Linked DNA regions of Homo sapiens: all the other regions are linked to region 2. The links are chromatin contacts, found by Hi-C or POLR2A ChIA-PET in ENCODE. All regions are on one chromosome and are shown on one strand. The core of a region is the stretch at or near the end of the contact, and the rest is flanking DNA. Distances in the headings are between cores, read along the strand shown.

Region 1 (3,249 bases), core at 26-2,525, 480 kb after region 2:
TGTCTACTAAAATACAAAACAATTAGCTGGGCGTGATGGCGTGTGCCTGTAGTCCCAGCTACTGGGGAGGCTGAGGCAGGAGAATTGCTTGAACCCGGGAGGCAGAGGTTGCAGTGAGCCAAGATCACGCTACTGCACTCCAGCCTGGGCAACAGAACGAGACTCTGTCCCCCAAGAAAAATAAATAAATCAGTATGTGTGTGTATATTTACATTTAGAGGCACTTTGTTGGCAGTTTTTGTATACATTCAACTTCAAAATCACCCTGCTTCAGTTACCTTGGGAATACCACTTCCATGAGGTCCTGAGATTTAGAGGACAGAGAGTGGAAAGGGGAGGGTGCCGTGGAAGCAACCTAGAGAACACCAGAGCGAGAACTCCACTAATCAGCCATGTGAACTTTGGAATCTCACTTAAATTTTCATCTGTAAAATGATGGACAAGACCAAATGACCTCTAACATATGGCTCTCCAACTGTATGATATGTGAATCTCAATTCTATGTAAGGATTCTATGAGGAAGGTAAATACTTGTTTTCAGCCTCCCTCTCTATTGAGTATTAAGAGTTCCTTCATTGGCTGCCTTCTCATTCTTCATTTTCGATAAGCAATCTAGGTCTTGAATTGCTTCATGTGTTTTAATGTTGGTAAACATTCCTGTAAACCTGATTATCCAACTGTTTTCTATGGATTTCTATCTGTATGTCTGGGTTGTTTTTTGTTTATTTGATTTTTTGAGACAGGGTCTTGCTCTGCCGCTCAGGGTGGAGTACAGTGGCATGATCTTGGCTCACTGCAACCTCCGCCTCCCGGGCTCAAGCAATCCATCTTCCTCAGCCTCCCGAGTACCTAGGACTACAGGCGTGTACCACTATGCCCAGCTAATTTTTTTGTGGTTTTTTTTTTTTTTTTTTTTTTTGTAGAGACAGTTTCTCCGTGTTGCCCAGGCTGGTCTTGAACTCCTGGGCTCAGGTGATCTGCCCACCTCAGTCTCCCAAGGTGATGGGATTACAGGCATGAGCCACTGTAGCCGGCCTCTATCTGTATGTCTTAAAGGAATCTCTGACCAAATGTGTCTATATTCATGAACAGTGTCTAGGTTAGAGTCATAGCAGTCATTGAGGTTCCTATGTTTTGCCTTCCTAAGATTTAATTAATCTCCATGTTCTATTAATGTATTGACTCTCATGTCTGTTCCTTCTTACTCATTTCCGGTACTATAGTACTTGTTCAGCTGCAGTCACAGTGGTTGTGGTCTCCTAGAAACTTATCTTAATTTCTCTGTCTCTTTTTTTCGTTTCATCTTATCGTACTGTTCATCACATCTGTTAGAATGAAAGCTATCTAAAAACAGTCTGTCACTCACCTTTGTGTCCTCAGTGCCAAGAACATGCTATAATTTAACCTGAAAAACTCTGAAGATCCAAGATCGTATCTAGGCAGTCTTTCATAAAATAAAATTTTTGGTGACAGTTTCTGCTTAGGAGGAGGAAGCAGAGTTCCTTTATGGACTGTTGTAATTTTGTGCTGAATGAAAGGAGTAAGAGAAATAAGATTCTGACCAGCAGACTTCTCTTAGTTTCCTGGAAGGTATTTCCTGTTTGTTCATGGCATCACCATCTACCCTTTCTTTCTTGGCAGAAAATCTGAGGACTGTCCTTTCTCTCATCTCCTCTGTTCATTCAGATATCAAGGATTCATGATTTTACCTTGTACACTTGTCCCTTGTTTCCTTGGGTTTCGGCTCTGGTACCCCCCTCCATCAAGCATCTGCTGATGCTTAAATCCCTGATATAAAATGTCATCGTATTTGCATATAACCTATGCATATCTTCCTGTATACTTCTACATCATCTGTAGATTACTTTTTTAAATTACCATTACATGAAAAGGAATCTAGATTATAAGTAATCTAGATACCAAATACTATGTAAATAGTAGTTAAATACTTATTTGTAAATTTTTTCAAATATTTTCAATTTGTGTTTGGTCTAATCCATGGATGCAGAACCCAAGGATATGAAGGTCTGACTGTAATATCTTTTAAAGTAAAGTCTCTTAAATATTCCTTTCTCTATCTCCATTGCTCTTAGATCACTGTAGAATTTCTTACATGTATTTGTACAACAATCTTCTAACTGCTTTCCTTTCAATCTTGCCTCCACAATCCATTTTCTATTCTGGGGTCAGAGTAAGTTTTAAAAGTATGATATGTTTCTCCAACGCTTAAATTCCTTCAGTGGCTCTTATGTTTCAAGATCAAGTGAAATATTAGACATGGTTCTAAATGAGTTACCTGCTTTTCTAATCTTATGTCTCACCACATTCTTGGGTCTGTTTATTTCAGTACCTAGCTCAGTGTCACACAGTTGGCATTTCTCGCCTTCCCTTCATGAATGAATATGTGATAGGTAGAGAGTAATTTGTGTTTGTAAATGTCCTGGTATCACATGAGAAAAAGAAGTTGGCATTTTGGTGACTGGCAGAGACCCACGGACTGTGTGCTTTCATATGTGCCAGTCATTACATGTACTTTACATGTATTGGCTCATTTAATTCTCAGTTCTCCTAACATCTTTGTTAGGCAGATACTATTATTTTATGGACGAGGAAACTAGGCATAGAGAAAAGTTGAGTGATTCACTTGAGGTCATGCAGTGGCAAGGCCTGGCTTCAAACTCAGGTTGTGTTGCAGCAGAGTCTATGTCTTATCTACTAACCTAACTGGCTGGTGAATTGGAGGCATTTGGTGTGGAAAGCTTGTTGGGATTCTCCTTTGAGGGTATGAAAAGTATGCATGTAACTTTATATGTGCTTTATTCTGTTGGTAATTACCTCAGAGGCTCTCAGTAAATCTTTGTGAAATGAATCTAAGAGTCTTTCTTCATACATTGCTGGAGTTGGCCTCTGTGATTCATGCATTACCAAGAAGCCATGGCTTCCTTCTGTTAATAATCACAAATCTTGGCACAATAAAATTAAAGTATAATTTTCATGAAAGTAGTGGCTTTTGCATGAAACATGGAAATAGATGAGCCATGGCCATGCATGTGAGAAAACAAGAGTGTTTATGTCAGGGATTTTCAGTCTGTTTATGGGAGTTTGCAAGGAAGAGGTGGATCTTGAGGGGTAAATTGCGGTCGTGTTAAAGACTAAATTTACAAGTAGATTTTTTCTGTACAGAGCTACAGAGTATATTTTATTAGCTGAGATGATGAAAACCCTAGTGGACAGAAGTAGAACATGGTT
Region 2 (3,028 bases), core at 310-2,809:
GGTAGATGCTGGGGATAGAGAAAATACAAAGTAAACTATGAAACTATAGAATGAGCATCCAAAGTCTAATATATAGAATGAGTATCCGAAGTCTAATAGGGAGTAGGAGTGTTTGAAGGAGTCAGTCAACCTGCTTAAGATTCAAAGGATGGACAACATTTGGCTGTGATGCAGGAGTGTAAAAGGAGGAATTTTCAGGAAGAGAGGACAATATGAGTAAGGACGGGGCGTGAAAGGCTATGGATTGTTTTTCATGGTACACATAATTCAATGTTGCATAAAACTGCATGGTACACATGATTCAATATTGCATAAAATTGGAACAAGAAGCTAACGAGAGATGAAACTAGTCAGGGAGATGGAGAATCTTGTATCCTAGGCAAAGTAATCATTTTCTCTTACAGATTGCCTTTCAAAAATTTTCAGCAGGAGAGTGCCATTATCCGATTTACATTTTTAGTCAGGTCATTCTGATAGCAGTGTGGAGAATTTAAGAGTCAAACTGGAGTCAGAGAACTGGTAAAGGGCCCATCTGAGGAAGTTAAAAAGAGAGAATGGATATGCTTTGGCATAAGATGCATTTAGGATACTCTACTGTTCTTACTAAAACACTGGGAGGATTGTGGTGGCTTACAGCAAGATAGAAATCTAGGAGAGTATGTTTAGAACGGAAAGTTGAACAGCTCAGTTCGGTACGCATTGGATTAGTAATCTTTCTCGTTGCTTCCTCACAGGATTTAGGGAAGCACAAGACATATAGTTTGTAAGGTGTGGCAATGTCAGTAAGAATGGAAAAGCTGGCCTCCATAAACTCTTACTGTACAAATGAAGCAACAGCTTACAGCGGGTGGCTGTAGGTACAGGAAATGGCCTGTATTCACGAGTGTATTCACGAGTCCACGAGTAGCGCATCTAGTATTTTTCCAGCCCTGGTGACTCAGAGCTGAAGATGGCGCCTGTGGCAGAAATCAGAAAAGTGGGAGGGAGCATTAGGTGTAGAAAAGGATGGCGTTTTAACTTTTGTTTTGTTTTTCACACACAGGGAGATAGCTCTAAAGGAACAGTGGATAATTTTTTCTTAAAATTTTGTCTGTAGTACAACTTCATTTTCCACGCCTTAAAACCATGTTTTCTTTTGTGGGCGCGATCGCGTGGGGAGTGACAAATCTGTTTCTTTGCCTCATTCATTCATTTTCTTATTCTGGGCGGCTTCCATGACAGCCTCCCCAGTTTTCCTTTGCCCAGTCAGTTTTTCCCTGCGCTAGCTACAATTCTAAGGCGAAAAGAGCATTTTCGGAGGTGAGGGCGGGGAAAACTCAAGACTCTGTAGGGGCACCCGCGCATTTCCGGGTCCCTTACCGCTCCGAGTGGAGGAGACTGTTCCCGCTCGCGTGGCCGGGGAGGCGGGAGCCCCCTAAGTTCCCTGAAGCTCGCGCCCGCCTGCGGCCTGAGGGCCCCCGGGCAGGCGCCGCACGGCCCCTCCTCCTGGAAGAAGGCGGTGGAGGCGCGGGGACGGGGCCGCGGTCTTCGCCTAGAGCGCGGGACGCATCGGTCGCCATGGGAACGGCGGCGTAGGCAGGCGCTGACGTCAGCAGGCGGCGCGCTGTCCGCACTGCGGCACAGAGCCGCGGCTTGCTTTCAGGACACGGGTCGCTGGCGGGTTAGGTGGCTGCGTGGCCGCCTCACTTCGCGCACGCGCCGCTAGGCTGGGGGAGTTGATTTGCACTGCTCCGGGTGTCGGCTCCGGCGGGACGGGCGGTTCTGCGTACCCCTCTCCGTGAGTACATCATGGGTGCGCTGGTGGCGGGAGCGCGGGCCGGGGTGCTCGGCCTGCCCGGCCCTCTCCTGGGCGGCGTGTCGGGGCTGCTGGAGTCCGAGAGCGCGGAGGCTGATAGCGTAGTGACCGACGAGCGTGGGCCGGGTGTCCCGGGGGAATGCGATTTCTGAGAGTCCTCACCGTACTTTTGCGCTTCTTTCACTGGTCTCCGTGTCCCCGGAGAGTTGAGCATGGTGCTCTGATAGAGAATTCAATCTTTGCCTTTCCTACTCCCGATTCTTATTTAAATGCTTTTAAATCAGATGTGTACTGAGTGTGTTTATTTCCTTTTAGAGTGTCAACCTGGGGCTGAATCTTCAACCTGTCAAAGCCTTCTTAATTATGTCTGAGAAAAGGTGATCAATTTGTTATATTTATAAGAGCCAAATTATATTAATAGGGTTGTTTCGAGATGCATAAAAATAGAACAAAAATGTAGACCATTTAAGAATCCTTATCAAAGGTTGTGCTGCGTTTAGCATTCCTGTAAAAACATCTATTGTGAAAATAAAGCTTTCCCCTTTCTTTTGAGAAAGAGATGCCAACGATTTTTTCACCTGTTGCATTAACAGTTGCTGTTACTGCTTGGGCGTTAGGAGGAAGATTGCTTCTTATGAGTACTCTGGGAAATTTTTTAAAGAATGCTTGAAAGAAATTCAAATACCAAAAGTGTTTTTAAACCATACCTAGAATCTTGTTTATGAGGAATAATATTTATGAAGTTAGAATCTTGTTTACTTATGAAGAATCTTGTTGATTTATTCATTGAATTTTGTATACAGGATTTTTGTTTGTCTTTTTTTCCCTTGCGATAACATTTGGTTAAGGAGCGAATTATCAAGCCTCTCAGTTTTTTCTCCCAATGATATTGAGCCACATATTGGCTGATAATCAGGTTGTCTGTAAAATAAAATGAGATGAAATGTAATCCATTTAATTTTCCTGTGTAATATCTCTTAGACGCTCCTGTGAAAGGGTTTGTGAGGGAGAAGTTGTAAAATAATGGAATATATAAGAATCAGAGGTGTCTTTTAAAGTCCTATCTGATTTTTTGCAGAGGTTACTAATCAAATATTAGCCGTTAATTCTATCATGTTTGCTGTAGTACATATTAAGATTTAGAGATGGCTGAGCGCAGTGGGTCACGCCTGTAATCCTAGCACTTTGGGAGGCTAAAGTGGGTGGATCACTTGAGGTCAGGAGTTCAGTATC
Region 3 (3,251 bases), core at 500-2,999, 410 kb after region 2:
CAATGGTTTAGAGAGTAAATGTTATCATTTCACTTATCAATAAGATTCTAAAATGAGAACCCATGTCCCCAGGTTATTTTTTCTCCAGAGTTCAAATGTGAAACCATGTTCCGTCAAACAGGATCTTAACTGTAATTTCAATCTTATGCAGATTAAAAAATTAACATTCCATTCCCAGTGATGTTGGCTTTTCCTGGTGAATCATTTGTATGTGACTTTATTTCATGGGGTCTCTAATTACATGCCTCCAGAAGACACAAGGTATCGTAGGCTGCTCTTGTGGCTACAGTTATGACAAATCATGGGAGTGATGCAATAGTTCAGAGTATCTGTGGGGTGTGAGGCAGTGTATGCTAGTGCTGCTTCAAATTGGCTCATGATTGCTGATTGTGTGCATTTCTTCCCAACTCAGGTCCAATAACTTCATACCGGTAGTCTGAAATTGGATATGGGGAGAGTATTTGCACCAAGGAATTTGGCAAACAATACCAGTCAGGGTTATTGATTGATTGACTGACTAATTTCAAGAGAGCTGGCTTACCAGTTCACCACTGGTGTGGGTAATCTATGTCTCCCAAAGAAAGAAATATGCACTTTATTCCTAATTAATATTTACTCATTTTATCCTAGCTGACCCTAAATCAGGTCAGCTGAACTGTTACCTCAGGAGCATGTAAGATTGCAGACAACATAAAGACCTGCATTTGTTGATAAATACATGAGTGCCTTCTAGGTGCTGTGGATATAGTACTGACTAAAGTCAGACACAGTACTTGCCCTCATGGTGCTTACAGCTTGCTGGAGGAGACAAATGTTAATAAAAGAATGCCATAAATACTGTAAAATTCAGCCATGGTTAAGAGCCGTGAAAGACAGAGATGTCATATTACCAGAGTGTGTAAAAGGAGGATCTGACTCAGGGAAGTAAGGGAAGGCTTTTGTAAGAAAGTGATGTTTGCCTGAGATTTAAAGGAACAGCAGGATTAAAATAGACAAAGCTAGCAGGTGCTTAGTACCTGACACACAGTAGGTGCTCATTAAAGATAAATGGTGGGTAAATTATGTTCCGCTCATGCACTGGAATCTCTGTTGAACTTTGATAGCAATTTCCTGGGAAACATGGGTTTCTTTCTATTAAAACACACCACTCCGGGATGACAGCTACGATCTCTTACAAACTGGTTTTCAGGGACCGTTAACACCTGCTCACTGGAAGAACTCCAGTTCTGTGTGAGATCATGTGATAGGAGACCCGTGGCCTTTAGCTACACATCAACCACACAAGTAGCTGTGGTTTGCAGAGTTAAAAAAAAAAGTTATTTTCCTTTTGAAGCCCAGAAACTGCCAGCCTCTGGAGTTGTTGTGACGCTGCCTTCATGTCTGGATGTTTGTTCCCTTGTGTACAGTGACTCATGTTCCATCTTGTCCCTTTGCCATATGGTTTACAGAGGTAATATTCCCTCAAGGAAACAAAAACACAACAACACAATCATCTCTAAGATAGTGGAACTTAGGTTTTGAATGCAATTGTACGTAGAATATGAGAACATTTTGCTTAGAGAAATCAAACATATCTGTAATATACAGTAAAGGTGCTTCTTTGGGGGTGGTGAGAGTGCAGGCGGATGTGGAAAGGAAGGCAGGACACAAGTGTGATTTGGTGAGAGCTGTTGGTGGATATGCCAACTGGGACCTATGGTGGGAGAACCTCGCTGCCTCAAGCACAAATGCACAAAGCTCACACTAGGGGGCTCAGGGTTCTAGGATTTATGGGTTGGGAAGGGGAAGGGGAAGGGTGTCTTCCACCATCTGGCACTCTGTGGTCCAGCTGTGTTAATCCAACCATTACTGTCCTCATGTTTAGCCCACAGCATCAACAGCTCTTTCTTTTTCATTGAATTTCATAAAGGGATATGAAAGTTTTTAATGTCAAAGTTTTGATTCCTATAACCATGTCATCCCCATAGAAGCCAAAGTCTTTCCACATAGTCATCATAAATACCCTGGCCTGGTACTTTACCTCTGTCCACATAATGAGCAGAAAGGGGTCCTCCTAATGTATATTGAATGTATAATATGTACCAAGTATTACAGTTCACCCATCATCCTGTAATCCTTCAGCAAAGCGATGAAGGAGGTGTCATCTCTATTTTATAAATAAAGAAACTGAATTGTAGTGATATTAAGTAGCTCCACTTACCCAGTAAGTGGAGAGCTTGGGGATTTGTGTCTACGTATATCTGCTTTCTTTCTACTATGCTGAAGTGTGTTTTTGTCTCTCTGGGTTTTTTGTTTGTTTGTGTTTTATTGTTTTTCTTTTCCTTTTTTTTCTTTCTTTTTTCTTTTTTTTTCTTTTTTTTTTTGCCATGGTCTAGTCATGGTGGATAAGAATTTGGAAAAAAAATTGTTTAGCTGCTTTTTTGAAACCTCGGACTAATTTTCCCTAGTTTCAACAATGAAGCAAACTCAGTAATAGTGAGTGATGGAGTTCAGAATAAACTTTCTTATCTTCTTCCAAATGTGACTGAAATTAAGTAAAAAGAGGTGCCATTGTTTTTAACACATCACTTAAATGTAAAGGATTCTGAGGGTCTGGAATGTTTAAGTGAAAGTTACCCGTGCTGAATTTCTACTGATGGAATCTTTTAAACAGAGCTGCTAAAAATGACTTATGGTGATTATCGTTGAGACTTCAAAATCCCGAGTGTATAACCACAACAGTAGTCACAGACACAAGGTGTGTAATATAGAAACACAAAGTTCAGAGGCTTTACCAAATTCATAATAAATTTAGAACCCAGTCAATCTAGAGGAAATTAGTATATAAACAAAAATAGAAAACACGTAAGAGAACAACGTTGTATGAAAGCAAAGTGAAAGCTGTTGAATTTGTCTTTCTATGGTATGCTTAAATACACAGAAACACTTTAATGCATCTGCCCAGATTAGTTGATCTTGATCTGTTCATCCCTAAAGTCAATCTGTGGCAGCACATCAGTCTCTCTGTCAGCAGCCATGGGTAACTTTGGCAAGAGGTGTGCTGGGGATGTCAAGTGGCCATTCCAGACACCCTTGCCAAGGGGCTTTCCTGCTGGCCTCAAGGAAAGATACAGTACATTTCCTGGAATTGATTAGAAATCCCTAGGCTGAGGCCAGGAGCTTAATTTTTAAAATATTCCAGACATCGCAATAAACACAAACCTACTGTTGTTGCTTTTTTCCCCCAATATTTGACTGCAGATTTGGTTGGT

The links. A loop is a pair of places that touch in the nucleus more often than their neighbours do. ChIA-PET counts read pairs that join two places held with the same protein, here RNA polymerase II (POLR2A). Pooled maps may share reads with other maps.
Region 1: a loop to region 2 is called in a pooled map, with 4 times the contacts of the local background. The contact joins the enhancer-like site here to the promoter of AHI1-DT in region 2. A Hi-C loop is called at or near these places in 1 of 37 single-sample maps with no recorded cell type and 5 of 50 pooled maps. POLR2A ChIA-PET finds 5 or more read pairs at or near these places in 2 of 52 experiments (CD8-positive, alpha-beta T cell and naive thymus-derived CD4-positive, alpha-beta T cell).
Region 3: a pooled map shows a loop between it and region 2 (4-fold over the local background). The contact joins the enhancer-like site here to the promoter of AHI1-DT in region 2. A Hi-C loop is called at or near these places in 1 of 168 maps with a recorded cell type or tissue (CD14-positive monocyte) and 8 of 50 pooled maps. POLR2A ChIA-PET finds 5 or more read pairs at or near these places in 1 of 52 experiments (OCI-LY7).

The regions. Positions count from the first base shown.
Region 1 is chr6:135,012,522-135,015,770 of GRCh38, reverse strand. The region is part of intron 4 of HBS1L (HBS1 like translational GTPase); the gene reads left to right. Among named protein-coding and RNA genes, the nearest start is that of MIR3662, 35 kb to the right of the region's middle. Within about 2 kb of position 1,275, at least 3 of the 41 ENCODE cell types and tissues checked have a DNase peak (open chromatin) inside an H3K27ac peak, as active enhancers do; they include CD8-positive, alpha-beta T cell, where a contact is called at or near this core.
Region 2 is chr6:135,496,332-135,499,359 of GRCh38, reverse strand. AHI1-DT (AHI1 divergent transcript) reads right to left here and starts at 1,559. Exons shown (of 6, transcript NR_152842.1): 1 at 1,360-1,559; 2 at 843-956. It overlaps AHI1 (Abelson helper integration site 1), which reads left to right and starts at 1,620. Exons shown (of 29, transcript NM_001134831.2): 1 at 1,620-1,777; 2 at 2,111-2,172. RefSeq lists silencers at 1,280-1,499, 1,850-1,909.
Region 3 is chr6:135,086,054-135,089,304 of GRCh38, reverse strand. No RefSeq gene overlaps it. Among named protein-coding and RNA genes, the nearest start is that of HBS1L, 33 kb to the right of the region's middle. RefSeq lists an enhancer at 523-572 and silencers at 2,925-2,984, 2,995-3,074. Within about 2 kb of position 1,749, at least 7 of the 41 ENCODE cell types and tissues checked have a DNase peak (open chromatin) inside an H3K27ac peak, as active enhancers do; they include CD14-positive monocyte, where a contact is called at or near this core.